Regions from separate parts of the Homo sapiens genome. Here region 1 is linked to region 2. The links are chromatin contacts, found by Hi-C or POLR2A ChIA-PET in ENCODE. All regions are on one chromosome and are shown on one strand. Each heading gives the region's core, a stretch centred on a gene start or an enhancer-like site at or near the end of the contact. The rest is flanking DNA. Distances are from core to core; before and after follow the strand shown. Region 1 has its middle 110 kb from the start of ATP6AP2. Region 2 has its middle 54 kb from the start of MIR1587.

Region 1 (2,700 bases), core at 75-2,574, 580 kb before region 2:
TTAGTTATATCCCCACAAATCAAGGCAAGGAGTTGGAGAGGAGACTCAGCGATGTGCCGTTTCACACCTCTATATTTTTCCTCATGCTATTTCTCTGCTTGGAATGTTCTGTGTGTCCTCAGCAGCCCCACTTCCCGCCCAACCTCTTTACACACGTGAAGTCATCTCAGTTCCTGGAAATGTGGCTTCCTTCAGGAAAGATTCATGACTCCTCCCCACACCTTGCTGCAGAACTGGCTCTTCTTCCTTGGTGCTATTTCAGTCGCGTGTGCACTCTGCCATTGTTGCACTTTTCACACAGGGCTGGGTACATTTATGTCACTTTGCCCAATGGGACTGACAGATCCTTGAAGGTGGGGCTGATGATTTATGGTTTTAAATGCCCAGTACAGAGCACAGAGTAGATGCTCATTAAATGTTTGCTGAATTCAGTTTTTTAAAAATTGTGTAAAATATATATAGCAGAGTTGGGTGTGGTGGCTCACGCCTATAATCCTAGAACTTTGGGAGCCCGAGACCAGAGGATTACTTGAGGTCAGGAGTTCAAGACCAGCCTGGGCAACATGGTGAAACCCCGTCTCTACTAAAAATACAAAAACTAGCTGGGTGTGGTCATGCACACCTGTAATCCCAGCTACTTGGGAGGCTGAGGCAGGAGGATTGCTTGAGCCTGGGAAGCAGAGGTTGCAGTGAGCTGTGATTGCACCACTGTACTCTAGCCTGGGCAACAGAGTGAGACTGTCTCAGAAAAAAAAAAAAAGAAACATATATATATATATAGTAAAATTTACTATTTTAACCATTTCTAAGTGTACAGTTCAGTGTCATTAAATACACTCACGTTGTTTTGTAATCATCAGCACCATCCATCTCCAGAACTTTTCTCATCTTGCAAAACTGAAACTCTGTACCCATTAAACAATAACTTCTGCTTCTCCTCTTTTCTGCCCGCCCCCTAGCCCCTGGCAGCTACCATTCTACTTTCTGTCTCTATGAATTTCATGACTCTAGGTACATGATATGAGTGGAATCATACAGGATTTGTCCTTTTGTGACCAGCTAATTTCACTTAACATAATGTCTTCAATCACATGTGTCAGAATTTCCTTCCTTTTTAAATGACTTCAATTTAAAATATTCAAGATTATTATATAGTTGTGCAATGAGTAGGAAGGGCATTCCCCCCGCCACCCCAGCTCAGCCTGTATTTGAAGCAGAGAACAGAGGACAAAAGGGTGTTGATGATCCAGGAGGTGGCAGCAGAAAACAAAGGGCCACTGTGTTCTGCAGGGCTCCTCCTCTCTTCCTGCCCTGTTTGCTCTTGTTCCTGCTCAGCTGTTTAGTTTAGCCTCTTGAAAGGAGGAGGTTCCGATCTGGACAGCCTGCCCAGTAAGGAACAGGCCTGAGAGGTGTTCTGGCAGGAGGGCAGCAGAGCACAAGTGGTGACAGTGGAAATGGACTCAAAGTCCCAGTGGTGGCTCCACCAACACTCACTGGCTGACCAACCACTTAACCTCTCTAAGCCTGGTCTATAAGATTGGGATGACAATATCGTGTACCTTACAGGGCTGTTGAGGGGATCCGATGAGGTAATGCATATAAACCACTTGGTCGGCTTGGAAGCACTGCATATGCCAGTTATTGTGTTTTTATTACTACTGTGAATGAAGAAGAAAGTACAGCTCATTATTTACACTTCCTGAGAAGAAAGTGAAACAGCTCCAGCATCATTCAGCCTTCATCTTTGGGGCATTTCTGGTTCCTTTCTCTTTTTCTTCTTCCACCCTCCAAACTTTCACCTTAGGAAGTGTTTCTAGACCAAGTGCAGTGGCGCACACTTGTAATCCCAGCACTTTGGGAGGCTGAGGCAAGCAGATCTCTTGAGCCCAGGAGTTTGAGACCAGACCGAGCAACATGGCGAAACCCTGTCTCTACTAAAAAAATCCAAAGCGAAACCCTGTCTCTACTAAAAAAATCCAAAAAAAATTAGCCGGGTATGGTAGTGTGCATCCCAGCTACTCGAGAGTCTGAGGTTAGAGGATCACTTGAGCCCAGGAGGTGGAGGTTGTAGTGAGCTGAGATTCGTGCCACTGCACTCCAGCCTGGGCGATACAGCCAGACCCTGTCTCAGAAAAAAAAGAAAAAAGGAAGTGTTTCGGTTCCATTCTGTCGAAATGTCATTAACTGCCACTACACTGCCAATGAGAGAAACAAAGAGGCACGACGGAATTCATTCAGGGTGTCAGCAAACACGATTGGAAGCATGAGCCGTACGCTAGGTTGTGTACTGGGAACAAAAAGAACAAGGAGCCAAATAGCTTGACCTAGAGGAGTCCACACCGTAGAGTGCGACCCAATATGGAAGTAGATGTTCACGACATCTTCCATCTTCCCCTCCAGGCCCACCCTCCACCCCCTCCTCCCTGCCCTGTGCCCCAGGAAGCTGACCCTTATGCATTCATTGCACTCATCTCAAAGGGCCCCCCACCCTTTGGCTCCCGTTGGCCAGTTCCAGCCAATAGGGAAGCCCCACCAAGAGATCAGAGGGCAGAGGAGAATGAGGGGACGCATTTAGTCTATCTTCCTCCCTGTGAAGTCTACTTGGGCTGACTGATCCTTCCACTGAAGGCCCCCATTTCTTTTAAGGTGGCCTCCTGTACTCAACTCTGTCCCCTTCTAAGTTTGGGGTAGCCACGACCT
Region 2 (2,700 bases), core at 144-2,643:
AGTGGTCAGGGAGGTTTGGTCATGAGGAATATTGGAGTTCCCTAGCCTACCCCTTAAGCAGGGACTATGGATAGATATATGGGGGAATTTAGCAACAGTCATCTCCAGAACATTTCTTGAGTACTGTGTCATATTTTTTCTGAATATGCTGGAATACAACCCAGAGCCCTGAACTAAGAAACAGCTCAATATATGGTTGCTAATTGTTTGAGGAAAAGTAACTTTCTGTCCAAACTCTGTTGTCTGTGTTTCCTCCCCACTGCTTGCTTCTCATCTGGGAGTGGAAGGTTTCAAGGAAGGGTAATTATAGCCAAAAAGCTAACTTCTCCAATATATAAAAAGTTCCTAGAAATTAAAAAAATCAGTGATCTGATAGGAAAAATATGCAAAAGATATGGACACATAGTTTATTGAAAAGGACCTACAAATGGCTTTTAAACATGTGAAGTGTTGCTTGCTCTCACTTATAATAAGAAAACACAAAATAAAACTATACTGAGATATTATTTTTTTACCTAGAAGGTTGGCAAAAGAAAAACTGATAACACGCTATGATGGTGAGGCTGTCTACAGATGTGCTCTCTTACATTGCTTGTAGGAGTATAAATTAGTCCAACTCTTATGCAGGGAAATTAGCAATATCTATCAAAATTTCAAATGCACATGCCTTTTTTTTTTTTTTTTGAGATGGAGTCTCACTCTGTCACCCAAGCTGGAGTGCAGTGGTGCCATCTTGGCTCACTGCAACCTCTGCCTCCCAGGCTCAAGTGATTCTCCTTCCTCAGCCTCCCGAGTAGCTGAGACTACAGGTGTGCACCACCACACCCAGCTAATTTTTGTGTTTTTAGTAGAGACAGGGTTTCAACATGTTGACAAGGCTGGTCTTGAACTCCTGACCTCAGATGATCTGCCTGCCTTGGCCTCCCTAAGTGCTGGGATTACAGGCTTGAGCCACCATGCCCTGCTGCACATACCCTTTGATCCAGCAATTCCATTTCCAGGAATTTACCCTACCTGTGTATGTATTGTATGTTGTATCAATCAATTGGCTATTGCCACATAACCAAGCATTCCAAATTTTAGTGCCTTAAAACCACAACCATTTATTATTTCTCACTATTTGTTTGGTTGGGCGGTTCTGCTGATTTGAGTTAGACTAGGTTAATCTTGGCTAAATTCACTAGTGTGTCTGTGGTCTGCTGGTGGATTGGCTAAGAACTGGCTTATCTAGGACAGCCTCAGCTGGGCAGTATGACTCTGTCCATACCTGCTCTCATCTTCCAGCAGGCTAACTTGTTCTCAGGCTGGCCCGGGCATGTTTCATGCCAATTACAGGCAAACAAAAGAGGAAACGGAAACTTCAAGTGCTTTCTTAAGCTTTTGCTTTCTTTGAGTCTGCTAAGCAAGTAACATGGCAAAGGGGAACGGAAATGCACTCTGCTCCTGTAGTGAAAGAAGTAGCAAAGTCAAGGGTCAAAGGGCAATGATACAGGGAGAGGTAAAGACTTGGGGCCATCTATACCATCAGTCCTCCACATGTGTCAAATCCTCCACATTTATACATGGTTACTTACTGCAGCATTGACGTTGATAGAAACAATCAAAACAGCCATCAGTAGGAGACTAGCTGAAATCAACTATGATGTCTACTCTGGAATAATCTGCAACTGAAAAAAGATGAGTAATTCCTCTGTGTATGACTGGAGAAATCCTGAAGGTAGATTGTTAAGAGGAAAAAGCCAGGTGCAGGACACTGTGCATATATTATGCTACCTTTTATGTAAAAAAGGGGAGAGCAATAAGAATATGTGCATTTGTATTTCCTTGTATTTGCATGAATTAACTTTGGAAAGAGAAACAAGGAACTGCTAGTGGTAGATGTATGGGGGTGGGGGAGCACTGGGTAGACCGGGGAACAGAGATGGAGGGGGTACTTTTCACTGTATAAATAAAAATAAATCCTATGCTGATATAATAACACACATTCAAAACATTAACATCAAATATCCTCAAACGTGCAATAATACAATTTTAAAAAGGAGAGGAAAATAAAGGGAGAGTAAAAGGACTGCGTGGCTTCCAGAGGTCTCTGTAGATACAAAAAAAAAAAAAAAAAAAAAAAGTAGGGCCTGTGACTATGACACTGAGTAAATTATGCTTAGTTTAAACCTTGCTACGCAACCTGCTTTGCCCTTTGTGGATCCGTTTTGGGAAACACCCATTCTCCAGTGGAAAAAGAGCTGGTGTTTCCACTCCTGGGCTGTGCTGTCCCTGTGGAGTGACAGAACACTCCCCCGCCCTCTGCTCATGACCATGGGCTGACATTTCTAAAGGCTGCCACGTGCATTTTCCAGACACATTTGTGGGTTGACATGAGCTGGGATGTAGTCCTTGGCTCTTCAAATGTCAGTATGCTGGTCTGCCCGAATAGAATCCCCTTTCTCTGGAAATGCCCGGAGCCATGTGAGAATGGGTTTCCATGACGTTCATCCTCATCAGGCTCTAGACACGAAGGAGCCCCTGAATAACAACCGACCCACTCCTGGGCCTGTGGTGGGGGTCAGCAAGACCCTGCAGAAGCATAACTCAACAGTGACCCAGCACCAGGCCCACACCTACTTAGGCATGTCACTAAAGCCATATGATGACTGCTTTGGGCTCCTAAAGCATCCAACAGAACAGAGTCCCAGAGTCAGTGTC

The links. A loop is a pair of places that touch in the nucleus more often than their neighbours do. ChIA-PET counts read pairs that join two places held with the same protein, here RNA polymerase II (POLR2A). Pooled maps may share reads with other maps.
Region 1: a pooled map shows a loop between it and region 2 (3-fold over the local background). The contact joins two enhancer-like sites. A Hi-C loop is called at or near these places in 5 of 50 pooled maps. POLR2A ChIA-PET finds 5 or more read pairs at or near these places in 2 of 52 experiments (Caco-2 and OCI-LY7).

What each region holds. Positions count from the first base shown.
Region 1 is chrX:40,467,100-40,469,799 of GRCh38, reverse strand. No RefSeq gene overlaps it. Among named protein-coding and RNA genes, the nearest start is that of ATP6AP2, 110 kb to the left of the region's middle. RefSeq lists an enhancer at 1,129-1,423. Within about 2 kb of position 1,324, at least 8 of the 41 ENCODE cell types and tissues checked have a DNase peak (open chromatin) inside an H3K27ac peak, as active enhancers do.
Region 2 is chrX:39,890,629-39,893,328 of GRCh38, reverse strand. No RefSeq gene overlaps it. Among named protein-coding and RNA genes, the nearest start is that of MIR1587, 54 kb to the right of the region's middle. RefSeq lists an enhancer at 1,185-1,464. Within about 2 kb of position 1,393, at least 3 of the 41 ENCODE cell types and tissues checked have a DNase peak (open chromatin) inside an H3K27ac peak, as active enhancers do.